Linked DNA regions of Mus musculus: regions 1 and 2 are each linked to region 3. A link is a loop called in an ENCODE intact Hi-C map of the cell type or tissue named here. Cell type or tissue: left cerebral cortex. All regions are shown on one strand. Each heading gives the region's core, and the rest is flanking DNA. Links, peaks and the distances in the headings are about the cores only.

Region 1 (10,148 bases), core at 1,500-9,499, 54 kb before region 3:
GCACAGAACCCAGAAGCTGCAATGAGATCCCCTAATGGAGCTGCCCCGTGTAGATGCTGGAAACCAAACTGGGTCCTCTTGGGAGAGCAGCAAATGCTCTTAACTGCTGGGCTGTAGGAGCGTGAGGGCCTGAGTTCAGATCCCCGGCACCCACGGGGAAGCTGCTGTGATGGGTGCAGCTGTAACCAACAACAGGGGATGCTGAGACAGCCAGCCCTGTGGAGCAGCTGACCGGCCAGCTAGCTAGCATGGCCAATCGGTGTGCTCCAGGTTCAAGAGACTGTCACAAATACAAGGGGGAGAGCAACTGAGGAAATGCCTGATAGCTACACATGGCTCACACACACACACACACACACACACACACACCACAGAAGGGGGGAGGCGGGGAGGGAGGGAAGGAGAGAGAGAGAGACCGGCCCACACTCACTACCTGCTCTGATGAGCTCCACCCACCAAGGCTGGTTTGGAAATAATGTGGGCCATGTGGGCTATCCTACAAAAGCCACACCTCCTGATGCCTGCTTGGGAGTAACGGTGTATCTGACAAGTAAGGCCAGAGAGGACAGCTAAAACATGCTGACCTACTGCAACTTGTACCTGGCAGGACTTAGTGGCCAGAACACTCAGTTTGTTCTCACATAAGCCTCCACTATCCTCACAGGGCCATGTAAAACATATCTGGCTACACACACACACACGCATGCACGCACGCATGCATGATGGGGCAGACTCCAAGGGTCAAGTCACATTCCCAAAGCCTCAGGACGAGCACATGAAGTCAGGAGCTCTGCTCCAGGCCCCTAACTGCCACCATCAGGCCAGGTCAATGGTTCTGCAGTAGCTCAGCTTCCCCATCTTTCTGAAACACTGAGCTGGTATACCACTGGTCTCAAAGCAGTATTCACTACAGATTACACAGACAGTTAACTTAGGAGAGCCAGGCGGTTTGGGCACACTTCGTGGGCACTTGCTTCGGGCTGCTGCTAAACGTAACAGCAAATGGCTCTGTACATATTGAAAGCCAGCCAGGGGGAAGTGTAACCCAGTGAGCACCCAGCTCCCTCAGCTTGTTCAGTTGCTGGGGGAGTGAGTCTCATACCCAGGAGAAGCTGGACCCAAAAGTCTCCATAAAATGCCAGCCACTCTACCAGACCATATCCCCGGCCTGGCCACATTCCATCCCATCATACCTCCCTGCTCAACAGGAGCCCCCACATCTGTCTCAAGATGCCCTCTGCCACAGGATGCTAGTGACCTTGTACAGCCCTGGGAAAGGGGAGTGGCCCTGCTGATGCCACCCCACGCTTCCGGACAGCACACTCTACAGCAAGTGCCACAGCGTGGTGAGTCCTGACGACCAGCAGCAGCAGGGTTACTAGGCTGGGAAAGGGACACAATTTACCCTCTAAGATGGCACAACAACAGCATCCTGAAACAGTCATACAGGCTACAGCCAGAGCTCATGTCAAAAGGCAACTTCCCTTCTATACTGCAGAAATTAATGCTAGCTCATTTGTTATTTCTATTTTTTAAATTAAATGAGGCTTGGTAGGTTTAAACATGAATTCTTAAAAAGTTTTTCTTTCTTTGAAACAAGGTTCCACTGTGTAGCCCTGACTGGTCTCAAACTTACTACAATCCTCCTGTCTCAACCTCCTGTGTACTGAGATGATCTGTGTGGTATGTGTGTGTCTATATGTGTTTGTGTGTCTGTATGCAGGTCTGTGTGTCTGTCTGTCTGTGTATCTGTATCTGTATGTGTGTATCTGTGTGTTCTGTGTGTGTGTGTGTGTGTGCATACACACACATGCACTCTCTAAGGGTAGAGGTGGAAACTGGCTATTTTCTCGATGGTTCTCCACATTACTTTTTTAAATAACCAGGGGTCTCTCACTAAACCTGGAGCGCATTAGATTTGGCCTGCTGGCAAATGAACCCCAAGAGTCCTTTTTGTCCCCCACAGTGGTGGGATTTCAGGTGTGAGCTTTCACAGTCAACTACATGAGGTGTGGGGATGAAAAGCCGGGGTCTTCATCTTACACAGCAAGCACTTAGACTTGGCATCTCTCTACCAAGCTGCCTAAGGCAGACAATGTTTGCTGTATCTTATGGCCTCTTGTAATTTCAGAAATGAGTGCCGTTGAATGAAGGTCGAGGTCTGCAACATTAAGTTATCAGTGTGATCAACAATTGGACCTTAAGAGAGAGAAACTCAAGGCAGATTGCTGGTCCACTTAACCCTGCCAGTGAGACATCTGGGGAGAAACACCAGGTGAAACAATAACAGTGACACGAGAAGGACAAATGTGGAGAACTCACTCACAGTCGCAGAAATATAACCAGTCAGGGTGCACACTGAGGGCTTCAAGGCAGGGCTTGAAGCTCGGCTGGTCAAAATGCTTGTCATGCAGGCCTGACAAGAGGCCAGTCCCAGAGTAGAAGGTGAGTGTCAACTCCACACAGTTGTCTTCTGACCTCCACAGGCATGCCACAGCGCATGCGCACTCACCCCACCCCACCCACACACACACATAAAAACACAACAAGAAACAAAAAATAAAAGTGCCTCTCACACAACAGCTTCTGAAGACATGAGGTAAGAAACAAGCCAGACACACACAGGGACTCAAGAGTATCTACTCCATGGCTTTCTGCTCAGGTAAGGAAGGTAAGGGCAGGGTAAAGCCACCTCCTAAATGAAATGCACTACACTGCACAGGCAAACTCCAGCCCACCATGGGACGTGCAGCACTGCAGCTCAGAAGTAGGACCCAGTAGCTAGGCAGCCGCACTTGGTGGCCCTGAGCCTGTAAGCTAGCACCTCCGGAGGCTGGTGCAGGCAGCCAACCTGGGCCTCAAGGCAAGACTCCACCTCAAAGACACACACCCCCACGAACATTGAGTCAGTCACTGTACTTGTCACAGGGATGTCACAGGGGAGCACACTGCGTGGGGGAACCAAGGCGCTGGAGACAGTGACTACACAAGACCAGACACTTCAGAAGACGGTGTCGTTGAGAATCTTTGTAAGAGACGAGGAATTCACATCAGCACCACAGCAAGTGGGCACCTCAACACACCCCCTCCTAACTGGACAGATCACGAAGACAAAAACTGAACAGAAGAGATGAGAACTGGACCTAGGGGCTGTCAATGACTGCTAGCCTCTTTTTAAGGTCCCTAAAAGACAGTCTCAATGAAGAGCCAAGGCATTAAAGCATTACTCATACAAAGCAAAAGCCACAGCCAGGAGCTGCAGGTAACGCCTGAGAGGACACTGTTGGAATAGAGTATAATGCTTCTGGAGAGTAGAAACTGCCCAAAGTAACTTGAGGTGTGTGTGTGTGTGTGTGTGTGTGTGTGTGTGTGTGTAATACACAAATACACATATATATTTTACTACAAAGGACTGCAAATTGAATTTTTATATGTAATATAATAATGATAGTGCTACATAAATTTGGGTGGCAAGTATGCAGTTAGCACAAATGCACACTTTTTATCACTGACAATGACTGTTCAGGCAAAAGGGCACGTGAGTTGTGAGAGAAGACGTAAGGCTGTTTTCTTGGTTCCAGCTCTGTCAGCTTTTTCTCCTTGTATGTGTAGGGGGAGAGGGTAGTTAATGCATAAAAATGTAATTGATGGAGATGTAAAAGCCAGCATGAAGTGCCACAGCTTCCAAGTACAGCTTCTAACTGGAGAGAGGGCCACTGGGATGGAAGGGTTAGGGTGGGCACAAGTGTATGTGTGAGTGGCTGCCTTAACCTAGCTGAACAGTGTTTTGATCTGTGCGTCCCTCGTAATAACGTGATTTCAAAAAGAAAAATGAACAAGAGCAAATTAAACACGTGAACTCTGAGTTTAAGAAAAGGAATGAAAATACCCAGGGAGGAAGAAGGCGGCCCGAATGGAGCTGGGAGCAGGGCCGAGGGCCTGTGAAGAGAGCACAAACGCCATGCAGCTCTGCAAACGCAGGACTCGGGGAACTCTGAAGGGACCCCAGGGGCTAAGGATACCATGACGCTGCAAACATCAGTGCTAAGACATCTGAAAACCTGGGCAACGTGCACCCACTGTGAGGAGGAATCTCAAAGTGCCAAAGTGAAAAACCCAAGCGAGACTTAATACAGAACTGCGAGGAATCAAGAGTTCCAGAACTTCACGGACTAGCTACAGACCGGACGATCATTCTTCCTGTCTTAGTCAAGGTTTCTATTCCTGCACAAACATCATGACCAAGAAGCAAGTTGGGGAGGAAAGGGTTTATTCAGCTTACACTTCCACACTGCTGTTCATCACCAAAGGAAGTCAGGACTGGAACTCAAGCAGGTCAGGAAGCAGGAGCTGATGCAGAGGCCATGGAGGGATGTTCTTTACTGGCTTGCTTCCCCTGGCTTGCTCAGCCTGCTCTCTTATAGAACCAAGACTACCAGCCCAGAGATGGTCCCACCCATAAGGGGCCTTTCCCCCTTGATCACTAATTGAGAAAATGCTTTACAGTTGGATCTCATGGAGGCATTTCCTCAACTGAAGCTCCTTTCTCTGTGATAACTCCAGCTGTGTCAAGTTGACACAAAACTAGCCAGTATACTTCCAAATGCTTTTTTTTTTTTTTTTTTTTTTTGTGGTTTTTCAAGACAGGGTTTCTCTGTGTAGCCCTGGCTGTCCTGGAACTCACTCTGTAGACCAGGCTGGCCTCGAACTCAGAAATCCGCCTACCTCTGCTTCCCAAGTGCTGGGATTAAAGGCGTGCGCCACCACGCCCAGCTCAAATGCTTTTTAAGATGGTGTCAAAATAACATGAAAAAAAAAACCTATTCATTTAATTCATCTATAAAAACAGGTCCTGCTATAAGCGCAGAAAACCTGGAGTCTGAGTGTTCCAGCTCTAGAAGAGTAACATGGGGTCATCATACACGGTTCACCCCAGGAAAGCCAAGCCGTCCATCACACCTAACAACGCACTTCAAGTATCGAATTACTTAGCGTTAATGTCATGACATGTCCTTATCATAGTTGAGAGGAGTGTCACGGGCTAAAAACCACAAGAAGGGTTTTATGGTAAAAACACTTCTCTGTATCTGAGTTACACATAGACGAGAAATGCTTGTGTGTTAGCCGAGCGGTGCCTGCAGCTTACAACTCTGGAAAGCTACCCACAAATCATTACTTACTGACCTAAGAGTTCTCTAGTGCCTGAACCGAAATGAAGTGACATCAGGCAACACAGGGGTTTTTAAGAAACCCTTTACTAAGAAAGGGAACAGAGAGAAATGGTGTGTTTTTAACAACAAAAAGGTGATGATAGGAAAATACAAAGATAAATGAGAGTTTAAAAATCCAGTCTCCCCAGATTGTTTTGTATTTGCTATCACGTGTCAGTCACGTCTACATATTTTCCATTTTAAAGGCTTCTCAAGCCAGAGTTTATCAGAATCACTTCCTTTGTAGCTGGGGGTAAGGTGCTGAGTCTACCTGAGCTCAGAGTCTCCCGGCTGAGGAGGCACAGCGGAGGGAGCAGGTGCAGGAGGCAGCGGTGGGGACAGAAGAGGGGTATGACATGATGGTGACAGATAGATGGACGGACAGACAGACACAGGACCTACACAGGTCCTGTGCACACAGCTGTCATGTCTAGTGACCCACAGACCCTGAAATATATTTAAGGCCACTTTCTTGTGAAAAGAAAAAATAAAATAAACACAGGGGAAGTGAGGCAGGGGAGTGTAAACGGTCATTCTAGTTCCAAAGAGGGATCTTACAAGTGGCAAAAATTTCTTTGACAAAGGCCACTTGACAGACGGTGCTCACTTCTGAGAGACATGGACAGCTAGCAGCTCGTCCACGTCAGAGGAAAGATGGTCCCTGACCACAGCTAGGAACTCCTGCAGTCACCAGCCTAGCTCAACTGCACCTTTGAGGACAGGGAAGCCTGAGAGCGCTTTGGCAAAACAGTGTATACAGTAAATAGTAAATGTGCTCCATCCTTTACAGGAGAATGTAGCCTAGTGACTCTGGCATGTGACAGGTACTCAGTTTAATCCCCAGCACTCAACAGGAATGAATTTGTAGAAATTGACTACCATGTGGAAATGAAAAGGACTAGGATTCAGCAAAACAACTGGCCAAAAAAAAGTAGAAAAACCGATGTGGGTGTTTTCAAGATTCACCACGTGGCCCTGGCACCAAGCCAGACAAATACGCTCATGAAACAGAATGCCAGTCTGATCTAATTTTATGGAGATGTAGCTACCTTAGAGACCCGAAGCCAGAAGAGAGAGTCTTTTCAATGCATAATGTGAGGACAGGTAGGGATGTGCCTTATACCACAGATAAAAACCAGAAAACTCAACACGCTAAACGAAGCAGGAAGCCAGCCTGGTCTCTGTCAGCTGCAGACAGGAGCTCAAGCACAGCCCACCGAGGAGCAGACATGATGGGCTTCCCCAGTATCACCACATGCAGATCTTTGATTGATGTGAAGAATGGGGGAACTGCTGGGCTGTGGTGGCGCACGCCTGTAGGTCCATCACTCGGGAGCAGAGGCAGGCGGATCTGAGTTTCAGGCTAGTCCGCTCTACAGAGTGAATTCCAGGGCAGTCAAGGCTATACAGGGAAACCCTGTCTCGAAAAAGGGAAGCCACCCACTATAGAACTCACGCTGCTGGAACCAGTAACAACTCACTAAAGCCAAGCACACACTCACGGCATGAACCATTTCAGTCAGAAGCATCCGCCTCCGCTAACTGAAAGCAGGGAGCCATTCGGAGTCTTGTATGCAACCACTCACGGCGGCTCTGCTCACCCCAGCCAAAGGTAAAAGGAAAAAAGATGTCTGTTCAGACAGAAAGACTGTGGACGTGAACAGAATGCATCACCGGTTAGCAACAAAAAAGGAAATCAATACTGAAATTCACAGTATAGATGAACTCAAAAATAACTGTGCAAGTGAATGGAGCCAAATAGAGAAGATCACATACGTACGATGTCACAGGATGATCTAGGCTGTGCACGTGACTCACTGATAGAGTGCTCGCCCGGCACCCAAGGCTGAGCTCAGCCCCTAGCGCCACCGGAGAGAGAAGATAAAAGCATCACTTTACAGATCGGGAGCAGCCCGGGGCTGCATGAGAACATTGGGGTGCACAGGGCATGTTCCTCCACCGTGGCTATGCCTTCATGGCTGTGTCTATATCAACACTTACCAAGCTGTGTGTTAAAATATGTGCTGTTTATTGCACCTTAATTTTAACCTGTTAAAGCTAAAGAAAAACTGTAGCAAGCAACAACTAGGCAGCAACAGTGCACCGAACAGGCAGCTTGGATCTTCCTTCTTGTCCTCCTGCGGGCTGGATCAGCGTCAGCTACACAGGCTAGTGGTCAGACAGAAAAGCATAGGACAGCTGAGCTGCCAAGTGTGTTGATTCTATAAAGGAATGTGTTCCCAATCCCCCTATTCCAAATCGGGGCACTATCAATTCCCAGATGCAGTGCTCATGGACACACCAAAACATGCCTCGGGGCTAAGGCAGAACTGGTGTAGTTTCTTTTACTGTCTTTGATAAACATGTTTTACCTGACTGTTGGAACAAGTTTGATTTTCAAACATCTGCTTTCTACCATACTTCACACGATCATTTATTAACCTTATCCATACACACTGGGCTGTATAAATATGTAAATCAGGTTACTGTGAGAATGGCCGGACCAGAGGAATGTATCGGGTTGCCGATAGAATGAATGATGCACTTTTTGAATGTTTATTATTACTGTATGTGTGATATGTAAACGCAGACACGCACAGGCACCATGGTGAGTTCATGGGGGTCAGAAGATAACTTGGTGGGGCTGATTCTCTTTCCACCTTTCTCCGGGGCTCTGGGATTGAACACAGGTAGCCAGGCCTTTGAAGCAAGTGCTTTAAACATAACAAGTTCCTACATGTTGAAAACAAGGAGTAGGGAATGGCCATGAGGGTGGGCACTGACAGCACCACCTTCTCCGGAGTGCAGGTCACTCGATGGAGACTCCCATGAGCCCCCGGAGCCAAGCCCCTCAGTCTCCAATGCTGGGAACGAGTGTGTGACCTCTGCGGATTTCAGAACTCCATGTGGTTTTATATCTGTGTTCTATTTTGAGCTCATGTTTTTGCCTAGATTTTCAAGATTAAATCAAAGTTCTTTATTTTTTTTTTTGCACATAGCCGTCAACTTCACCAAATCTAATCTATGCCCGAGAAGGCTCCCCAGCAGCTCTCTCAACTACGTCGAGATGTGGCTGTGTCCATCATGGATGGATCGTTATTATAGATACTGAGACTGAGATCTAAACTGTTCGTTTTTCTGATCTGAGAATCACCTCGTTTTACCTTCTTTTTGAGGGGATGGGGGTAGGTGCTGAGACCTAGCCTGGACATCATAGCAATTCTCCTGCCTCAGAATCCAGAGTGCTGAGACAAGGGACTTGACCGCTGGGTCTGGCCAAGCCACCCTCTTTGCACATGGCGTTCCTCTATAGCAAATCACAATGTCTCCCTTGGTGTCTGGAGTAGTTTCTGATGAGAACTAGCCATTTTAACCTCTGCTTCTTTATAAGTATGTATGTCCCGGGTGCCTCCTGCTTCCAACAAAGTTTTACTTGCACTCCAAACAGTGTGCAAGCAGTCCTGTGGTGTAGCTGGCTGGACCTGCGGGCTCTCCACCTGGTTGGCCTGCTTTATCCTTGTTCCTAGCTCTGTCCACTCTCACTCCATTTCTGTTTTTCAGTTATAAGGGCTCACTTTTTTCTTCCCTCCTTCTAGGACTTTCGGAAGCCTAGACATTAACCCTTTCAGTAACATTGTGATTCCTTTTCTTAATTCTGAGTAACTTCCTGCAGACCTGTCCACTGTTTGTACCTCAGACTCTTCCGTCTCCTTCAGCTGCATTTGGCAACTCTGTCTACACAGTGGGTTACCTGTAGGTTTCTCAGCCCTCCCATTTCTGCTTGTTGGTACAGGATGAACCACCCTAGCAATCGAAATGCTCTACAGCCCTACTCTTTGGTGAGCAAACATCAGACTTGGAGATCTGGGGACATCTCGGATTTCAGTTTTTCCGAGTAATCCATATACAAACACTCCACAATCGGAAAACTGGATCTGAAACACTTCCAACTCCCACCATTTTGGATAAGAGATAATCATCTGATATGCTTCATCTTTCATTTATTTTCTGAAACTCTTTTACATTTCAGTGTGTTTTAACTGTGTTCAAAATGTAAAAGACCCAGACCTAAGGTATCAAGTGGCAGGAGCCTTAGCAGCTGAAGGCCCACAGTGGTCAATCCTAAGTCCTGCCTGCTCTCTCCTATGACAAGGTTAGACAAACATGGCCTCCTCCTCCAAGAGACCAGAGTAGTTCCCACTTATCCCAGCCCTGGGGATGGAGGGTGTGGCTTTCTGGGCTCAGGACTTCTCTTTAGAGCAGGTTGTTAGTGGGGAAAACAACGAGTCCCATAGTTTTAGCCCCAGCCCAGACCATGCCCCTCTTCTCCGCATTTATTTAAGAGATCATCTAGATATTCAGTAACCGTTTTTAACCAAATATCCAAATAATATCCAAGACAGGACTCTTGACTGCAGTTCCACGTCTCAGGAGAAGGCAGTTGCTCTTTCCAAAACCCCACGTATCTCTCCTGATTATGTTCCCAGCCAACCTGCTAGGAGATTTTTCTAGACTCGTCTTTAAACACACCCCGGATCTGAATGCAGCCCTGTCCAGGCCATGCCACAGCCAACCATGCCACAGGCGCTGGCTTCCTGCTTCTAGACTCGGCTAACTGCTGTGTGTCTTCAGTGCACTGATGAGAAACCTATTAAACTGCTGACCTGCCTTCCCCGGGGTCTCCTTCTCACTGGGATAAAGACCGAAGTCACTGTGCTGTGAGCAATCCCTGCACAATGTATCCTCCCTCTAGTGCATCCTGCTGTGGCTGCAAGCACTCTCCCACCTCCACCCTTGGGCCTGGGTGCTGTCTGCGGCTACACAGTCTTCCCTGGTCTTTTAAGCCTTAAGCCTATGGGACCTTGTTTAGTGAGGGACTCTGGCCTCCTGGTTGCAAAGCCCCATCCCCCTCAGACCCTGTCCCTTATTTTTTCTACA
Region 2 (10,148 bases), core at 1,365-9,364, 110 kb before region 3:
TAGTGCGCCTCACCAGCACTGAAGGGATCACAAGGTACTACAGACAGCTTCTTGGCTCTCAGGCTCCAAATCCGGCCCATAATGTCAGAGGTGAGACCAGAACACCTGCTAGTCCAGTCCAGCCTTTTGGTTTCAGATTTCCTATTTAGTGGGTGGGGGAGGGGTGTGCGTGACTGCGGGTCCGGGGATGTGTGTGTCTGTGCAGATGCACTCAGAGCCTAGAGGAGGGTGTCCGGTGTCTTCCTCTATTGCTCTCTGCTTTATTTCTTGAAAACTGGGTCTCTCGCTGCCTTGGAAGCTTGAGGTGTTGGCCATGCCACCCCATTGCCTCTGCCATGCCAGACTGTTCCTGTGGGTGCTGGAAACTGGAACTTGACTTCTCATGCTTGAGGGCTTACACTTTGACCCACTGAGCCTCCCCGCACCTGCCCAACCCTTGCATATTTAATTAGACATGTTACTTCCAGTGCTGAATCGCTACACATTCCTTTGAATGTGTGCATGTGTGCCTGCATCTGTATGCCGGTACACATGTTCATGTGTATAGAGGACAAGAATCTACATATGGTGGGGGTCAGAGGACAACCTCAGGTGGTGTTCTTCAAGTGCCATTTGCCTTGTTTTTGAAGACGGGGTCCTCCAATAGCCTGGGACTGGCCTAATATGCTAGGCTGGCCAGCCAAAAGCCCAGGAGTCTCTTATCTGCCTTCTCAGCCCTGATACTGTAGCAAGCATGCACTGCCATGCCTGGCCCCAGTACTGCAAGCATGCACTGCCATGCCTGGCCCCGATACTGCAAGCATGCACTGCCATGCCTGGCTTCTTCTGTGGGTTGTTTTTTTAAGCACTTTGATGAGTAAGCTAGCTCTCCGGCCTTCATTTCCTTCCTTCCTTCCTTCCTTCCTTCCTTCCTTCCTTCCTTCCTTCCTTCCTCCCTCCCTCCCTCCCTCCCTCCCTCCCTCCCTCCCTCCCTCCCTCCCTCCCTCTCTCTCTCTCTCTCTTTCTTTCTTTCTTTCTTTCTTTCTTTCTTTCTTTTTTTGACAGGGCTTCTCTGTATAGCCCTGACTAGCCTGGAACTCACTCTGTAGACCAGGCTGGCCTCGAACTCAGAAATCCACCTGCCTCTGCCTCCCAAGTGCTGGGATTAAAGGCGTGCACCACCACCGCCCAGCCAGCCTTCATTTCTTTATTTTTAAATTTAACTAAATACATTTTGGGGGGCAGACAAGGTCTCACTGTGTTGCCCAGGTTGCTCTAAAATGTCAGAGCAAAACTGTCCTTTGAGTTCAGTCCCCTGAGCTTAAGACGGGAACCATGCCGGAATTCTAGCTGTGTGCATTTTTCTTCCTAGGAAGCCTGGCTTGGTGAAGGCCTGGGCTCCCATCCTCCATGTGACAGTTAACTTGGTCTGAGAGACACTTAGGAGACTGATAAAGTCTGCCCCATGTCGTCTCTAAGGGTGTTCCCAAGATAAAACAGATAAAAAGGACTCTGACCTAACCAAGAGTCCAACTGTTGGATTAGACATTGGAACGGATGATCAGCCAGTAGATGGTCACTTTCTAACGGTGGAAAGTTGGAGCCTGGTCAGACACATGGGCTCCTAGGGGCCTGTCTGGACTGTTCCGGTCCCTTCCTGTTGCTGGTCCACTGTTTCCTGGCCATCATGATGTCAGCAGATCTTCTTTAGCACACCCAGCCCTCCATGGTAGAACGATACCTCTGAAGCCATGAGCCCAAACACATTTTCCTTACTTAAATAGCACTGTGTCCAGTATTCTAATATGGTGACAATAAGACTGACTTCTAGACCCCTCCCTCAGGCTACAGCATCTCCACTTCTTTCAGAAAGATGCTGACCAGATGAGTGTCCCTAGGGGTGCCCCCCCTCAGCACTTGGCTCAAGGAGTTGAAATGTCTGAGGTCACCAGCAGCCACAGACCTTCATGGAGGAGTTGACTTTGTTTAGGAACAGCTTATACAAACTCTAAGAAATGGGCTGCCCTGGGAAAACCCCTAGGGCAGAGAGGTGGGAGAAAGATTTTGAGGCTTAAGCAAGAAAAATAAGGATAAAATGTCCACTCTTCCCAGAAAGTGCAAGGCAGGAATATGGAAAGAGCAAATGGCAGGAAGGTCCCTATGGTCCAGAGTGGGTGTGGGGCTTGATCTCCACTGATGCCCTGGTGCCTAAGATCCCCGAGGAGCCAGGTCTACAGTGAAGAGGCCCAACACATGTACCAACAGTGTACACTCCTGCCACCAGATACAGATGCTTCTGTTGCCATAACAAAATACCTGAGGCTGGGAAGTTTTCTTATTTATTTTTAAAGAGGTTTGTTTCATGTACAGTTTTGGAGATAGGAAGCTTAGACAGTGTGGTGGCAGCTCTGGAAGGTCCTCTGCCTACAGTCACCTCTGCTAGATGGCCTCACAGAAGGAGCACAGGCAGGAAGAATCAGGAAGACCAAAAAATAAAATAAAATAAAATAAAATAAAATAAAATAAAATAAAATACAACATAGGGAAACCAGGTACAGCCAGTCCTTTCTAACAGCAAGGTCTTAAGAGAAAAAGCTTGGGATCCCTAGCCCCTCCCACATACAGTGTTCCTAGTAACCCACCACCTCCTACCTGACCTCACCTCTTAAAGAGAGCCCCAGCTCTTAATGCCCACACCCTGGGGACAAAGCTTTCTGTGTATGAACTCTTAGGAGTCATTCAAACCACCGAAAGCAGCAGATCTAACCCAGAGCCATCCATCCACAGGCATCCCAGAATAGCCGTGAAGGCAGCCCACTGATGCACTGCAGATGGCAAGGTCCTGTCACAATATTACAAACCGTAACTGTGTGTGCTACTTTTTTTCCTCTCTTCACGACCACACTGTTTCTTAAGAGACACATTCCTGAAGTAGGTAACCTACTTCATCTCCTGTCCCAGGCACAGGTTGGTGAGCTGGTTGGCCCCATGGGAACTGAGTGGTCCATGGGTAAACCCACTTCAGCCTTTTCAGGGTCAAAGGTCATCCCAGCATCCTTGGTCTGACCACTGCATCTTTTCGGGTATTATATCCTTATTCCTTAATATTTTTTCCCCTAAAGAAAGCACACGTGGGGTCTAGCTCTGTTGATGTGTCCTTTTATAGACCGCTCTAAAATATCTAAGAGCCTTAGCTTTTGTGATGTGCTTTAGGTCTGAAGTCACAAGTATGGACAGGGGGTAGGTGCTGACATCCTTAGGGTCTGGAAGAGCCCAGAGCACACTGTAGGATTTTAGGAACTTGGAAGCTTTTCCTGGTAGTTCCCGAGCTCCGTACTGGAAAAGGCGTGAGTCTGGAAGCAGCCTATGGGTTCCGTCTCCACTCAGCCTTGGGAAAGCGCTCGTGGTAAAGACTACCCACCTCCCTCATCAACACAGTTCACAAACAGCTTCGGGTCAAGTGATCCAGCAGCTAACAGGAGACCTCCAGAATGCTAGACCGTTTCCCATGGAAGTGAAGAGCAAAAGCCACCATGGATCCCACCGAGGCTTGACAGTCACTGAGGGCACCTGCCAGATGCAGCCCCCACTGCCACAGGGGTTCTGGGTGACTCTGTCAGTGCAACTGGTCGCTGATGACAGATGTCCAGGTTGAGGGACTCCCCTGAGACACGGGCCCTTTGGAGACCCATCCAGTCATGGATCTCTCTGCTTCCTTTGTGTCCTCAGAGATGTCATTCTGCCCAGGCCAGGAGTGTGTGCACCTATGCGTGCAGCACACATGGCCACTTCCTTTAATTTGATAGAACATGGGGGTGGGGCAGGGGTTAGAACAGGGGAAAAAAATCAAAGTCACATGAAAACAGAATCTGATGTCCTATAGGAGAGCATTCTGCTTTGAGAACGTCACTGGCCGGGGCTTCTCTATGCACATAGAGTCCAGTGCATTCCCTGGGTTCAGGTGCATGCTACAGGACTCAGCTTAGGCACCTACAAGCCACTCAACTCCCTTCCAGTTTAAGAAAGCCTGGGCCACCCTCTTTCACTTGAAGGCACAGAGCTAACTAAGAGGCAGGGGAGCTTGGGATGGTCACAGTTTAGCCTTCAAAGGGGACCAAATCTGGGCACTAGGTGTGCCTAGTCCCCACTCGGGAGAGCCACTCCTGAGTCCCATATTCGAGAGGCCCGTCTCCAAGAAGAGGAGGTCACGGCTCAGCTTTTCCTTCTTACAGCCCCTTCAGCATGCTGAGATCATGTCACAGAGAACCCTGTTCACACACTAGGCCGAGGACCCCTGCCCTCCGTTCCTGTCACACATCATCCTGACTGCTGCAAAATCTGCAACAAGTTGAGATGTCTCTCGGTGTTGCTGGAGAACGGGCTTTACCATGTCTGTAGGTATAGAAATCATTGCGTGCGAGCTCCTTGCATGTGCAGCCTGTGCGGAGCCTCCTGGAGGCCGTAACTCATATTCGGATGGCCTGTAGTACTTCAGAGGGTATGAATGCTGAGCAAACAGATGCTCTATTCTATCTAAGGAAGACGTGATGGGCCAAGTCTACAGTGTTGCTATAGGTAGAACCATTTTCAACCCAAGACTGATTGGTTCCTGGAATCTGAAGAGCGGGATGGTACCACCTTTCGGAGAAAGCTGAGCACTTTGGCATCCCCTCCAAATCCAGCATGTTGCCCCATGGCAACTCAATGTATTGAACTCACTCGCCTAGGGCCCCACCCACTCGGCTGAGGTCGCCTCTCGCTTCGGTGTGCCCAGCATCTCCAAATCTAGCTTCTTGCTCAACATGATGCTCTGTGAAGATGCTCCAGGCTCTGTCAACCTCTCCTTGCCCAAGGACCCTAAGGTTGGGCTGTCCTGGGCTAGCAGAGTTCAGGTTCCAGAACTCACAGAACACCTGAGTAAAGGAGGCTGGATGCTTGCCCACACTCCCATGGTCCAGATGCTCAGCCAGCTCACTCGCAGTGGCGAGCAGTTGCTCCTTGGTATTTGGCAAGGCTGGGCTTCACAACTGAGTATCTCCAGAACAGATGGTAATTTGTTGACACCCAACGACGTAAGGGGACTCAATTACAGTCCCACTAAAAAAAGCTTTCTCTAAAATAAGAAAGTACACAGATTCCTCAACTTGTGGAAATCGCTGACAGCTTTGTTCCCTGCCCCCTCCCCCGCCCCTTCCAGGAGTAAAAAAGAAGCTGACAGCTTATTCTTGCAGGCTCTGCTCATTCAAGTCTATTTTAAGATAATTTTCCTAAGTCAGTACACCAGAATAGCATTCGATGTGAAAAATCACCATCTGTTTGGAACACAGGGCAGGGTCTCAAAGGGTCTGCGCTAGCAACCCTTGACCTTCGCAAGGTTTCAGTCCCTTGGGATAAGAACAATTTTGTGTTTGGGGGGCTCCAAAGTTAGTGCTGAAGGAATTACATTAAAACATGGCATTGAAAATTGCCATTAACTATCAATGTATGCTATTTATAAACTGAAACACACACACACAGACACACACACAGACAAGCAAGCAAGAAAATGCCCTTGGCCTTTTAAAAAGCTGTCCAAACAATCCCTTGTATTTAAATAGTTTTCTTGTAAAAAGGCCATCCAACCTTATCTGGGTTGTTCAGATAAAAATTAACCTATGGAAAGGAAAGCCTACTCAGAAAGCTATAAAAAGGCTCTTGCTCCACTCTATTTTTCCGGTGACCGGGGCCCCTCCCTCCCTCTCTGGCCCCTGTGGTGACTCATGCTCTTCTCTGGAAAGGCAGCAGGGCCTGAAACACAGCAGGAGGGCAGCAATCTGACATATGGGTAACATTAGAAGAATCAGACTGTCCCCCTGAGAGGTGGGGCTCTTCAGGCTGGGGGCAGGTAGCATGCGGGTGAGAGGGCATGGTAGGGGGTGGGACATCTCAGTGCCTGGCAGGCCTGCCCATCTGGCCACAGGTCTAGGTCATTTTTAGCTTCCACTAAACTTACCTCTGTCCACCTCTTGAAAAACCTGCATCTATGATGCCGTGTTTCTCCTCCAGGTTAGAAAGCTAACACACACAAGACTGTATATATACTAAATTGCTGCTGCTGCTGGGCATTTAAGACTTTACAGCCCAGATAATAAACCCATCCCTGCGAGTGGCTCCTTAGGCAACAAGGACATGACACTGGTGTCTCGAAACCCTGGAGTTTGCCACCACCAGGCAATCACTGGCCTCCCGTGCCATCTCCAGAACCCCTCCTGTTAGTCATGTGATTACAAGATCCCTTGAGCAAGGAACCACCATGCTGGAGCCTCTAGTTGTTGTGTTGGCCCTGTTTTCCAAAACAGTTGTGAAGGGAAATTATGCACACTCTCAGTACACAATTCACACCTGTGTGGGCACACACGTGCCATACATTCCACACGCTCCAAACACACATATGCAAACATGTACACATCACATACACACACCACTCAAAACACACAACACATCACTTACACACACACACACCACTCACACGCACACATACATGAGCATGCACACACCCATCATTATCACATGTACACATTATATACACATAACACACACACATGCACACATCCATGAGCATGCACACACCCATCATATAACACACACATGCATGCACGCACCACACATGCATGCACCCTTCTTGGGGAAGCCAGGACAAGAGTCATTCTCAGGTGAAAGCCCAAGGGCTTTGGGGTCCTCTGTGGAGCTTGTCTTTGCCAAAAGCACATGACTTCTCGAGTGGGCTTTCGTTCCTGGAAGCAGCTTGATATTTGTCACTGGTCTTTCAGAGCAGCCAGTTCATAGGTCACTGTGGGTGCACATAGTCAGCCTCAGCTAAGGATATTTGCTGTCCTCACTCTCCAGCCAAACATTTCAGCTATGAGAAGCCAGAATGCAACTCTCTAGAGGGTGGTTCAAAAGTCAGTGTGTAACCCCATTACTAGCTGTCAGTGGGGCCAGGTCAACGTACCAGGCAGGTAGGAACCCTCGGTGTTCACTTGCTGTGAAGCTGAGAGAAGTGGGCAACCCTCTGGAGGAGGCAGGAAGCAGCCAGGGCCTTTGGGATTGCAGGGTCTTGCTTCTCCACCTGCAAACCCCACCCAGCCTTGGCCAGAGCAAGCCAAAGAACCAATCCGATTAGCACAAAGCATGTTCTTCGAGGTAAGACACCGCCTCTGGAAAGGGGACGTGGGCACTTCCCACATCACATAGCTTTAGGGTATGCAAACAGTTCAGAAGAAAGGAAGCCTTGAGTTCTCTTCCTCAGAAGTTTATTTAGGAAACAGGCCATGGTATTAGCAGAAGTTCACTTGCTGGGTCAGATCATCTTGCCCTGAAAGTCCCAGAACTTCTCTCCAGGCTCCCCTTCTCCCCCCCATCCCCCCCCCACACACACACAAAGAGCTTATAATAAGTAACACTGACATTGGAGAGAACACATAAAACTGCCTACAGCCAGGTAAATCAGAACTTTGCAAAAACTCTGGAACCACTCTTGAACCACCGGGAGACAGCGAGTGTGTGTGTCAGACAGCGAGTGTGTGTGTCAAAGACTTTTCTCTTGGTAGCAACAGGAATGATACCAGACAAGTCAAGGGCTTCCCTGGGGTTCGAAAGCTGCCCACTGGAGAACTTGAACACACTGATCACAGAGGTGAACAGAGAAATGCGTGTATCACTCAGAGATCCAGGAACCTAGATGGACCCTGCCAGATTCCACTTGGCTACTGATGACCACAGCTAAGGGTGGCAGATGTCCCCCACACTGTCTTCCTGACCTAGGGCAGGGGTCCAACTAGGGCTACCCATGACATCATGTCACCCCCACCCGCCATGGTCCATGTCCTCTTCCGGTATCCAGAGAGGACATAATACCACTCTCTCTGGTGGGGACGCTGGGACATAAGAGGAACATTTCTGTCATGAGGAAGACATGAGGACATGAGGAATATCCCTGTCATGAGGAAGGTGTTGGGCAGACAGAGTAGGGGTGGGAAAGCTGGACCACAGGTGCTGGGTCTAAGTACCCCCTCTCCCCAGTCAGTCAATCTAAACCATGTCTGCGCATGTCCCCAACCACCAACATTCTGATTCAGGGGTTGTCATCTCCACTGGGTCCTGTCCCCATGGCTGGCCTGACCTCTCCAAAAGTGGCTAGAACTTCTAGCTAATCTGGGTTCTCGCTGGACCAAAGGCCTTTACACACCCAGGCCCCCTTCTTCCCATTTCCCTGTGGTGGAGGCTGCAGAGGCTTCCGGGTTCTGCTGTCAGCCAAGGCCACCCTTAGAACTACACAGACAAAACGGGGGTAGGTGGTGGTGCTTGGGAGACTGCCGAGTCAATAAACTGCCTCTGTACCCAGGGACCTGAGTTCTACTCTCCAGTGGGCTGGAAGCTGTAAAACCGGACCAGAGAATGAAGCTATACCCTGGTCGTTAGGCACGACAGGAAACGCAGGGTGTCCCTCCAGCCCTGTGAGCCTGGTTCTACTGTCCTCATGGTCCTGCCCTTTCCTGCTGAGGGTTGCTGGCCAAGTGACAGTTTTCTTTGATCCAGGCTACTTTTGTTTGGACTTGTGCCATTCACAACAAAGAATCCTGACACATCATCGTGTCGGGCCAAACTCCCTCGATAACATTAAAAACCTGCCACAGCGTGGCATTTACTTTGCGTCTCTGGTCCCCTGGACTCAGTGACAGCCACCACAGTAACTTTCCACTGTATGTGGGAACATGTCAGGCCTCACCTCAGGACTCTGAAAAATGTCCACCAAAGCCACTGTGTGTTAGTCGTTAGCTTATCAGACAGAGAGGTAGACCTGGCTTTTCAACAGCAAGCTAGAACACAGGTAAAACCAAAACACTGCAGAAGAGAGAGTTCCCACAGGAACCTTCGCGGACCAAACTCCCACACTGAAAAAAAGAAACCCCTGAGTAGGGTTCTCTGTTTCACTCAGTGGCTTTAAAAAAACAGTCGTGAATCGTGCAGGAAAGGTTAAAAAACAAAAAAAAAAAGTCCAAAAAAAAAATGCTTAGCTATTTCTGAAGTGCTTTATTTTGGAATTTCTGCTCTGTTTGAGCGGCCCGTGTTTGTGGGCGAGAATTATGTCACAAGCTAATGATCTCAGGAGGCTGTAAACTTATGGGAAGGAGAAACTTGTGCAAAATGGCCTTGAGGCTGTGGGCTGTGTTGCGTAACAGGCTCCTGAGCACGTGTCTGGGATCAGAGTACCGGGGCTACACAATGTAGCTAGTGTGTCTCCTGCTGACCTTTTCCAAGACAGAATTACAACCATGCCCGCCCCCTGCGCCCCTTCCCTCTCATCCCCCCCCCCCCCCCCCGCACATGTTGCCAATGTTGGATATAGAGAAGCAGAAATGTCAGCTCCCCCACAGTTCCCAAAGGAAGACTTTGAAGTCCCTGGTTGCTGGCAGCCTGGTGGCTTGCCTGCCCAGCTTACTCCTCACCACCGTAAAGGCTGTCCTTTAACACGAAAGCAAAATGTTTTGCTGAAGTACTTCCTGGCATCTGGGATAGGAACAATAGGCACAGACAATAGATTATTTTATACGTAAGAAAAGCAAAAGGTCAGAGGTGGGGGGGAGGGGGGGGAGCCAGGCTGTGAGCGTCATAGCGCTCCATCCGTGCTCCATCCGCGTTTAATGCAGTTGAGCAACCACGCTGGCGAGAAACTGTTACTTAATCCTGCCAGTATTATCCAGAAAGAATGCTTGCGAAATACCAAAGACAAATATGCTGTAATTATTACATGCACACAGAGCTTGTTGAGCATAAACTGTTAGTGTAACATCAACACAGTCTCCCGTTCCACTGGAGTGGACCAGTAATTAGCACCCACAATGTACTGTGTGGGGGTGGGGGTGGGGAGATGGGAGGACAAGAGAGGGCAGTGTTAAGGGGCTCTACAAGCCCGGCACACAGACCTCGTTCTCCATGACACTTCTGCCTGAAAGTACTTCAGGGCCAAGCACCAAGTGTGCATTCTAGAAAATAGGAAGACACTTAGTTCTCTGACACTTCAGAAAGAAGTGACCATGAAACTTAACCAAACCTCTCCTTCCTTTCACCCTCCTTCCTACTTTCTCCTTTCTATATCTTTCTCTTGGTACTCTTCCTTTCTCCTCCCC
Region 3 (10,148 bases), core at 1,256-9,255:
GCAGTTAGGCTCTAGGCGTGCGAGGCACAGACAAAAACCACTCTGGTCATCAAAGCAGTATCAACGTGCAACCTTCAACGGGACAGCAAAAGACAAGACCTGGGGGGGTTCCTCCAGAATGCAGCAGCCTTAAGTAGGTGGGGCAGAGGGAGCCAAAGTGCTAGGATAGCTAGGTGCCACCTCATGGGAAAAGCAAAGGACACACACGAACACCGAGAGGGTGGAGCTGAAGGAGCCCTGAACACGGCAACAGAATGTACAAACATGCTAGACAATAATGCAACCTCATGAGCAGCCGCTCTGTGGTTCCTGAAGCCTGCCTTTCTACACGGCCCTACTCACTCAAGTCTGATGCTGCTGGTGTCCACGTTTTGCCCTATATAGGTGGCGGACTCTTTCTTCAGTTTCTAGAATGAGTTTTTCCCGTGGTGGATTTTGTCAGATGCTTTTTCTGAGTGTGTTGGGATAACTGTGGTTTTTCTTGCTTAGTCTGCCCCTGTGGTGAATTACTTTAAATGCATTTCAATAAAGACCCACACCTGCATCCCCAGAGTAACTCCCACATGGTTGTGGTAAGTAGTTCTTTTATGTATCGTTTGATTTAATTTGTTTCTGTTTTATCTGAGGCCAAAATGATACAGACTTACACCTAAATACAGAAGACCAAGGGTTGAGGGTGAAGAAACCGGTTAACAAGACAACAGAAGGCACAAACGTGATACAAAATAACCAATGATCTCAGAAGTAACTTCAGGCTTGAAGGACCTAGAGATCCAGGTTGGAGATATGGCTCAGCAGGTGGAACACTTGACCTATGTGAACTTAGCCTCCCTGAGTTTATGAACTTTGGTCCAGCACCAATAACAGACAGATGGATGGATGGATGAATTGATAGATGGACAGGTAGATAGATACGATGATCAGAGTAGATGATAAGCAAGACTTGGTGTCTAGCTCTAAAGACACATTTGTTTAAGATAAATCATGCTGGCAGGGAGCTGGAGCTGAATTCAGAGCAAGACACGGCCTCCCAAAAGAAAGCCTTCCATAGTGCAGGGATCCCACTCCTCTAAGACATCATCATCTCCAATGCCCTTGCACCCGAAGAAGAACCAACGGAGCTATGTAGAGAAGAGACAAACCCATGCCTCACAGCACTGCAGCCAGAAACTCACTTCTACCAGCAGACGGGCCCAGCTGCAGCTCACTGACTGCAGAAGCTCCACCCAGTCACAGCGGAGCTTTCTCAAGCTCAAGGGAACATCAGTAGGACAGACACACTGGGGGTGAAAAGACCTTAATACACGTAGTAGTGCACTCCTGTAGCCTGGGCACTCTGGAGGCTGAAACAAGACCTTAATTCCAGGCCAGCAAAACTATCTTAAAAGAACAAGGAGAGCAAACTAAATGCAAAGGAACAGAGAGGCAAAAGGCACCAGAATCCACAACACTGGGAACCAAAAATCAGCCCAGAAAGTTCAACGAAACAAAAACATGTGCGTGCATGTATGCGTGCGCATTAGTTAGTGAGTGAGTGTGTGTATGTGGTGCGAGTTTTGGTTTCTTTAAAAACCCAGTTCTATTGTTTTGGTTTAATCCCAGGTGGGGGATATGTGCTGCTTCAGTCTGTCCACAGCTGCCAACTATGATTGTCTTGTACTCTAAAAGGGCCATGATTTTTGCCTGCTGCAGGCAGTCTAACTCTGAGGATTCTGGAAAGAGAATAAATACCAGAGTCCCAAGAGGGGCGCCAGTGCTCCAAAGAAGGTGGGTGCTGCTACCCCTGCATTTGCTATTGCTGGGCTGCTGGATATCCTGACAATGAAAACTGGACTTGCCTCAAGGAACCCAACGCCTTTAATCAGCAAGAAGTAGTAGATTTTGTTAGCTGAAAGAGATCTATGCCCCCTTCCCCTCTAAGCTTTCTTTCCCACCTAGTGTTGGGGGTTGGGAGGGATTATGGTGGACTAAAAGTTGGAAGGAAGGAAGATGTAGAAGAACCCAACAAAATAATAAAACAAATACACCAACATATGTGTGTCTGTCTGTGGAACCAAGGCTGATGTCTCTCATCTAAACCAAGAGTCAGCCAGCTTTGGCTAGCTCAGCTCTAAGATTCCCTCTCTCCGCCTCTTAACGCGATGAGATTACAAAACCTACAGCCACTAATGCCAGCGGGCATTTGGATAGCTTCTGACGGTCCGGACCCAGGCTTCACATGCACACAGTAAGCACTTCACACCCTAAGCTATATCTCCCAGTCCCCCAAAATGGTGTTTTGTTTTATTTTGTTTTGCTATAAGATGAATAATTTGAAAAGCCTCTATCAAAGAGCACTTCTCAAGTCTCTATGAAAATCAGAAACAGAAGCACCATGTCCTACCCAAGTCTACAGGGTTAGCACTGAACTGGACAAAGATTACAGGAACGGAAAACTAAACACCAGTACTTCTCGTAAATATAGATGCAAATAAAATATAAGCATATCAACTCCAACAATACATAAAAACTATCCCAACCGGTTGGAATTTACTTCCAGAGATAGAGGTGGGGGTCATTACTGAAAGGCATTTAAAATAATTCATCACACTAACAAACTAAAAGCAAGAAAAGCCAAGATCATCCCAGAAAAAGTATTTAGCAAAATTCAACAAGATAAAAAAATGAGCTAAAAATTCACTCTATAAATTCCTCACTCAACTGATAAAGGGCAAAACAAACGTAGGTACCACTAGCATCAGACTGAGTGGGCAAAGTCTGACAAAGCTTTCCTCCACAGATCAAGAGCAGCCAGACGAGGCTCCAGCCGTGTAACTTAGCAAGAAAAAAGGAATGAAGACCTTCAGAAAGAAGCAAAGCCACTCAATGTGCAAATGACATGCCATATATGGGAAGTATACAAAGCAAAGAGGCTATCCAAGCACACAATACAATGCCTACAGACAAAACTCCTGTGGATTCCTACACACCTGTAAGGAGTAGCTGGAAAATGAAATTAGCAAAATAATTCCCTTCCTGACAAGAGAAGAAGCAGAAATGTCAGTCAGTGCACACAAACTTATGGAAACAAAATGATTCTGGTGTGTCTTGGGAGGGGGAATATGAAGTGTCCCATTGAAGACTAAAGGATTTGAGTTTGATTTTTTTTTTTTTTTTTTTTTTAATGTTCCAAACTGAAGCTGTAGAGATGGTTCGGTGGTCAAGAGCACCTGCCGTTCTCAGGACCTGAGTTCGGTTCCCAGCACCGACATCAGCGGCTTGAACCCAGACACTATAACTTTATTATTAGGTAGTTCACATATTCATAAAATTGCATGGAAATATATCTTTTTAGTACATAGAGAAAGGTGTGCTAGCAGATGCCGGCCATGTCTACCAGCCTCATTTGAATGAAGCTGGCATAAGTAAAGGCCATGAAAGGTTTCAGTGAAATCTCTCGACGGATCTTTGCATCGTGAAGGATGAAGGCCATGCTTTAAGAGCCACTGCTCTGGTCACTTGCTTCTTTGTTCTGTCTGCCAGAAACTACCCGCAACAGTTTCACAAAGACATCTTTAAAATGGGTTACATTACAGCCCAAGTTCCTCGGGGTAGGGAGATACCAGTCTGGGAAGTGCGTGCAGAAACCCAAACAGAAAGGACTGCAGAGGAACAAGCTTAGGTGAAGCTGCGGGGTGTGTGGCAGGGGTGGAGAAGACCTGCAAGCAAAGGACTCCCAGCTCACCAAGGTGAAGAGTCACATGGGAACAGGGTGGCTGCAGCCAGGAGACCAGGGGGAAGGGCTAAGAGAGGCCTCTGCAAGCCCAAAACGTGGCTCTCTGCAAGGATCTGGGCTGCAAATCACAAACACAGCCCTGACAATAGCTGCAAGCTTTGAGCCTACCCCAGTCACCAGCCTAAACCTCACCAAGGAAGCCTGGTGCTTCTTTGCCCCCAGAGGGTTCTCACCGTCCTGAAAGGCTGAGAGCGTCACATTGTGGACTCATCGCTCTGACAGAAGCACCAGGAGACTATTGATAGTGTAATGTCAAAATCCACTCCCACTCAGGCCACGATACCCACAGCAGCCCCTTCCCTCTCACAGACCATCACGCGCCCTGCTGAGAACAGATTTCTCACCAGAAGTGAGTTTACATCAAAGGAGATACTGATGGACGCGCGCGCGCACACACACACACACACACACACACACACAGACGATCCTGCTGAGAAACTACACCTATCCGTCCTCAAACATCTGTAAAAGACCACAACTCCTGCTTCATAAGGCCTGATTCCACTCTTCAGATCTCCCTCAATGTTGTCTGTCTCTGGAGCCAAGGCTTGAACTCTCCTGAGTCCCTGCCATGCTGTTTGCTGTCTGTCTGTCTGTCTGTCTGTCTGTCCATGGCAAGCCACTAGTAACTAAACCAGTGACAATCTGATTCAGTGTCCCTGTACCACCCACCTTTCAGAGACTCCATCTGCAGTACCCTGGCTCCCGCATCTTCCTCTGCACTACTTATAAGTTGGCTCAGACATAAAAAGAAAGCAAAGCCTGCACCGTCACTTCTGCCAATCCTCAAAAGGATGCTGGGTCAGTCGTTAGGCCAGGATGTCCTAATTACTGATATCTGCCTTCAAGATAAACATTACAGTTTATCGAAATATTAAATAATCTTCCAAGGGCTGTATCTTCCCCTGCAGTCCAATCGCATCCCAACTTAAAGACTTCCAGGAAGTTCTGTGTGAATGTGCGTACAAACACACACGAACACCCACTAAAGCATATACATACAGCTAACAACGCTCCCAACCCCTTCATAAGTAACACACCCCCGGAGCATATAACATAACTGAAACGCCAGCAAAACTAAGCTTACCCAAAAAGACTGGCATCCAAGGCTTTAATGATTCCAGGCCTCTAAGGCCCCAGCTTAGCTTCCTACAACTCTGTCACACCATACTTGTCTTCTGTCATTTCCCAAATAAATATCTCCATCATTTTGACCATTCCGCTGTCTCAGAAGGCTTGAACGTGCAAGAAACAAAATGACTCCGCATACTTCTGAGCGCCCTGCAGAGGCTGCTCAACCCTCAATACACAGTATCCTTCCCATCTCCACAACCACCTCATGGAGTGCCTATCATTCTGCTTGATATATTCGATGGGTGGAGCACAGGGAACTTTGCGTCAGAACTGTCAGTCTCGTGTTGCCTACAGAATGCCTTGGAGTAGACACTGTGGTTCAGCCCTGTGATCCCAGCACTCTTAAATCTGGGGATCTTAACTTCCAGGGCAGCCTAGGTTATAACAGTGAGAGATAAACCCTGCAGGCATTTCGGGGTTCTCAACAAGCCTTGAAGCAAGCGTCATCTGACCTTCAATACACAGGAGAGCTTCTAAAAAGACAGCCATACTGACTTATTTTCCACTTCTTAACAGATTCCAGCATCCAATAAATGGATGTCAAAATGCATTCAGTGGTCCTCTCTTCCTTCTTGGGCAATACGTTCTTCCACCTTCTCAATCACTATAGTTAAGCCGACACTGCAACTAAAGGAAACTCAATATTCCTCTGCATCTTACCTTTTCATAGCTTTCCACCCTTTGCCATGCACTAATATATCTGTCTCCTCCCACTGTAATCAGCCCAAGGGCAAGATGAATAGCCTCATTATTTACCCCCCACGGAGCTCAGCAAGGCAAAAAATTTAAAAAGCGTTCAAAATTCTTTAAGTGAAGTGCAACAGCCCCCCAAAACTAACTCTCCGAGATAATATGTGCAAAAGAATGCTTCTAATTTAAGCTTCTCTCGAGTAATAAAAAGGCATCCCCGCTGCAGCTCCTACAACTCTCGCACTGACGCCTGGGGTAGCAGGGAGCTATTACACAGCAAGAAGCAACCCTGGCCCTGTACTACACGCTCCGCATTGACCTTGGCTGGAGAGACCCCAGGCGCGAGCATCATCACTGAGCAGGCTGAACCCGGAAGGCCACCGTACCCTCGGGGACGCAGTGACAGCCGGGGCAGACCTCCGCGGCCTCGCCCGCGCTTGCCTGCAGCTCACCTCGGTTCTCCTCCTCCAGGTGCCGCACGCGCAACTCATCCTCCGTCTTCACCTCCGAGCTGTAGCCCCTCCTCGGGGCGGTACCCCTAGCCCAGGCCGCGGGGCCGAGCCGCGCGCAGCACGCGGCCACCAGGCGGACGCCAACCGTTCTCAAGGCGCCCAGAGCGCCTGGAGCCGCCGCCGCCATGTTGTATGTTTACAGCGGGCGCCCGCGGCCAGGCTCCGCCCCCCGCTTGGAGCCGCGCACGCACACGACAGGCGTCGGTCGCTTTGGCCCCGCCCCTCGTTGTCTGGCCCCTCCCAGGCACTCTTTACCTCGGCCGCCCGGGTAGCATTAATGTTTTGCCAGCTCAGAGAAGGAGAGGCATCTTTAAAGTGTGGAAACGCTTAAATGAAGAGGACAAGAGGGTCTTGCCTCCATGCACTTGGTCCATAGTAGGCTTGTGACTGACCATCCCGGAAGGAAGGAAGATACTCGAAAGACAGACCCTTGTTCCCCTCCTCTGTGTATCATCAGATTGTTAAAATCCACAAGGTCTTTAACAGTGGGGACTCCCACCTGGCGGTGGTGGCACACACCTTTAGTCCCAGCACTTGGGAGGCAGAGGCCAGCCTGGTCTGACAGAGACAGAGAAACCCTGTCTCAAAAAGAAAAAAAAAAAAAAAAAAACAGTGGGGACTCCCTCCTCTCTTCCCTGAATCCCAGGTGAAGATGGGGAAGTTTAGGACCAGTCAGAGGAGGAACTTATCTTTAGACAGAAGCCTCACACAAGTTGAAGTAGAGAACCAAAATCATGCATAGCCAGGCCCAAGTTAATGTGTGGTCCCTTTCATCTTTGACCCAGCACTATCTGTGAGAAATTTAAGCTTTTCCTTCTCCACTGGGGGGGGGGGCGGGGGGGGGGTTGGGAGTGGAGGTTTTCCAGTTCCCTGAGGAGCGAGCCTTCCTAGTCTGAATCTAAAGGAAGAGATAGAATGTCTCCTTAGAGTATTCCCTGTCCTTCCAGACAAGCAAATTACACTCTGGCCATATAAATTCCGGTATAAGGACTAGAGAGATGGCTCAGTGGTAAAGAGCACTTGCTGCTCTTCCGGAGGACCCCCAAGTTCAATTCCCCACACCTGCATGGCAGCACAAAGTTGTCTGTAAATCAAGTTCCAGAGGATCTGGCACCCTCACGCAAACAAGCAGGCAGACCACTAAAGCCCAGAAAAAGAAATCACTATTTTAAAAAGAAAGAAAAAGAGATTCTGTATAATTACCTTCAACGTCCGAAGCACATGTCCCTTCGGTGTTCTGCCTGCTGGCTTTGGTCCAAACGGAAGAGAGCCAGTGGAATCCTGAGTGTCTGCTCGCTGGGGAGGTTGTTGCTCTTGAAAGTTACATTGTGTCTTTTTTTCTAATCGCAATGTTCCTTTCGCTAAGCGTTGAGATTGTTACTGTTACTGTTTCTCCAACTTAGTTTTGAAATTTCTAGGCAGAAAGGAGGTGTCGGGGTAAAAGGGAGGCCAACTAGTGGGAGAGATAGGGGTGGGGGGAGAAGGGAGGAGAAAGGAGCAAGAGGAAGAGGGAGTAGGGAGAGAGAGCACTTGATTAAGGATGAAAGCCAGCCAGCATGGTGGCTTCTAATTGGTGGGTTTAGAGCAAGCCCCTGGAGTCCGGCTATGGTGAGAGGGTCATCCCTGCATCCCTGCCTCCCTGCTTCCCTGCCTCCCTGCCTCCCTGCATCCCTGCCTCCCTGCATCCCTGCCTCCCTGCATCCCTGCATCCCTGCCTCTCTGCATCCCTGCCTCCCTGCCTCCCTGGCAGTCAACATAGGGTGTGACAATCAGTGAGGACAGTGCTTCAGGCTCTCCCAGTGAAGGCAAGACAGACATCCAAATTGAGCAAATTAAGAACCAGGGAGGCAGAGAACTGAAAACCAACTGCATCAGGGTGACTGGGGCCCACCTCAGCGGTAAGAGAGGTGAGTTCATGTCCAAGACAGATGCAGAGACAACATCAAATTATAAGACTTCATTGCACTGGGAAGGCTTTGGGTTTTCCCCAGTTTGTTTATTTGGCCAATTGGCTTTTTATATGAGGCCACCCAACACTGCCCAGGTTAGCCACCAACTAGAGATCCGAGGCCTCCCATATTTCTGACCAACCAACTCTGCACCAGCTCCCACCACCCTTTCCTCGGGGTCATTCTTTTCTCAGAGTACCTCACAGAAGTGATGTAAGCCTTTTATGTCCACGGCGGGCTCATTACAAAGAAAATCTCAAAGGGCACAAATGAACAGCCAGGCGAAGTGGCACACCACTTCAGGGTGTGGAGGTCCTCGGGCCTTCACACACATTGTGCACACTTAGACATTCACATACACATGCATGTGTGCACACTTGGACAGTCACACACACATATGCATGTGTGCACACTTAGACATTCATACATGCACACACAAATGAAAAAAATCTATTGTGAATTTGCATCCTTTCAAAGGCTGGCAGCAGCATCTCCTGCTCAGCCCAGGATCATGACAACCCAAGGGACACTGGGCAGAGTCCCACTTCGCTAAGCTGGCATATTTAGCACCTGGGAAGTATTAAGCACATTTTGATGCAGGATATTTTTAGCTTCTGATGTGTCTATTGAGGTGGGATTTGCCGAGAAGCAAGGAGCACCTGGATCCGTTGATAACAATATGGCCATCCCCCCAACTTACCCCAACAAATAAGGGTGAGAATTGCCACAAAGCTCTCTATTTCTCTCACGTTCTGAGCCTGAGAGTATACCCTCCTGCTTCTCCTAAGAGGTATAGAATTCCCTTCTCTGTTGCTAGAGAACCAGAAATCTATAGTTTGGTTCCTATCCTGTTATACCTCTGGAATTCATTCTTTCTTGTCCTTTAAGCCCTTGTCCAGTAGGTAGAATTGTGTACATGTCCTCTAGCTCTTCTGTCCTCCTGTGGTGCGAAGGGGGACAGGACAGGGTATCCAGTCTTCTCTGGCTGCCACAAATCAGGTGGCTTAAACAACAGATTTGATTTCCTCATAGACGTGGAGGTGGGAATACAAAGTCACAGTGCTGGCAAGGTCAGTTTCTTCTGAGGCTTATCTTCCGGGCTGGCAGATGGTCACCTTCTCATTTTGTCCCCACATGACTTCTCCACTGTATTCGCCTGTCCCTGGTGTTTCTTCCTCTGCCGAGAAGGCTGTAGTCCAGGTGTAGAGCTGGCCTGGCAGGAATGAGGATGTTCTAAACAGACATTTGTGTCTCTCCATTTGACCTTGAGATTATTGAAACAATGGGCCCCAAAGACATGGGGATTTCTCCCCAGGGGCCCCCAGGGGTCCCCAGGGAGAAGGAAAAGGTGCCAGAGAGAGAAGACACCTAATCCTGGAAAGAGATTTCACCCAGTCCTACAACTCATTTGACTACTTTCCTTGCTGCTTCTGGAGCCCAGATACTGTGGGCAGGACCACACCTTTACTGGAACTACTTAGATGTGCACATCCATCTAGATTGTTTTTAGTGGCTTCCCTTTCTCTCAGATTAGACCCCACTTACCAGGCATGGTATACCTTCAATCCCAACACTCAGTAAACTCAGTAGGCCATCCTGAGCTATACAGTGAGTTTAAATCCAGCCTGGGCTACATAAGAACCCATTTCCAATAGCTAAGCCACTGCTTTTAGGAGGTCCATAATAGAGCAGCAGATGACAGTTCGGTCAGTCTCTCTCTGTGGTTTATGACAATCCAGAAATCACCCCCACCTCCACCCCCAGCCGCAGCAGATAGAATGTACTGCAGGGCTTTGAAGTACCGTTCTTTTGCTACTTTGCTACTCCTGTGTCAGGTCCATAACTATCTCACTGAATAAAGCATTTGCCCATGAACATCGCAGCAAGAAAAATCATGGTGCACTTCTGTTGAGCCTACCAGAGCTGCATCAAAGTCAGGATGAAGCCCCATGATTCCATCATCCCCCTGCAGGGGAGGGGCAGGCTCCCTGAGGTCAGGTCATCGTCCCTTACAAGCTGATGTTTCCTCTCTCCGAGAAAGGTCTTGTTATTTTTATTTGTACTCACCATATCCCCATGCCTGCCTGT

Evidence for each region. A loop is a pair of places that touch in the nucleus more often than their neighbours do. Peaks named below come from ENCODE experiments on the same cell type or tissue, not always from the same donor. Only the 100,000 strongest peaks of a DNase experiment are listed, where the experiment ranks them.
Region 1: it touches region 3 in a loop (2.2-fold over the local background); 3 of 42 quality-filtered maps call a loop at or near these places.
Region 2: a loop joins it to region 3, with 2.1 times the contacts of the local background. A loop is called at or near these places in 7 of 42 quality-filtered maps.

What each region holds. Positions count from the first base shown.
Region 1 is chr13:52,869,099-52,879,246 of GRCm38, forward strand. The region is part of intron 6 of Auh (AU RNA binding protein/enoyl-coenzyme A hydratase); the gene reads right to left. Among named protein-coding and RNA genes, the nearest start is that of Gm33315, 45 kb to the left of the region's middle. In left cerebral cortex, for the core only: no CTCF peak of the experiment used is centred there; DNase peaks (open chromatin) are centred at 2,901, 6,243 and 6,679.
Region 2 is chr13:52,813,219-52,823,366 of GRCm38, forward strand. No RefSeq gene overlaps it. Among named protein-coding and RNA genes, the nearest start is that of Gm33315, 11 kb to the right of the region's middle. In left cerebral cortex, for the core only: no CTCF peak of the experiment used is centred there; DNase peaks (open chromatin) are centred at 5,011, 5,702, 8,695 and 9,178; H3K27ac peaks cover 302 bases.
Region 3 is chr13:52,923,404-52,933,551 of GRCm38, forward strand. It overlaps Auh (AU RNA binding protein/enoyl-coenzyme A hydratase), which reads right to left and starts at 6,274. Exons shown (of 10, transcript NM_016709.2): 1 at 6,052-6,274. The coding sequence starts at 6,238. In left cerebral cortex, for the core only: a CTCF peak has its summit at 6,146; DNase peaks (open chromatin) are centred at 4,478, 5,166, 6,028 and 6,253; H3K4me3 peaks cover 2,501 bases; H3K27ac peaks cover 1,619 bases.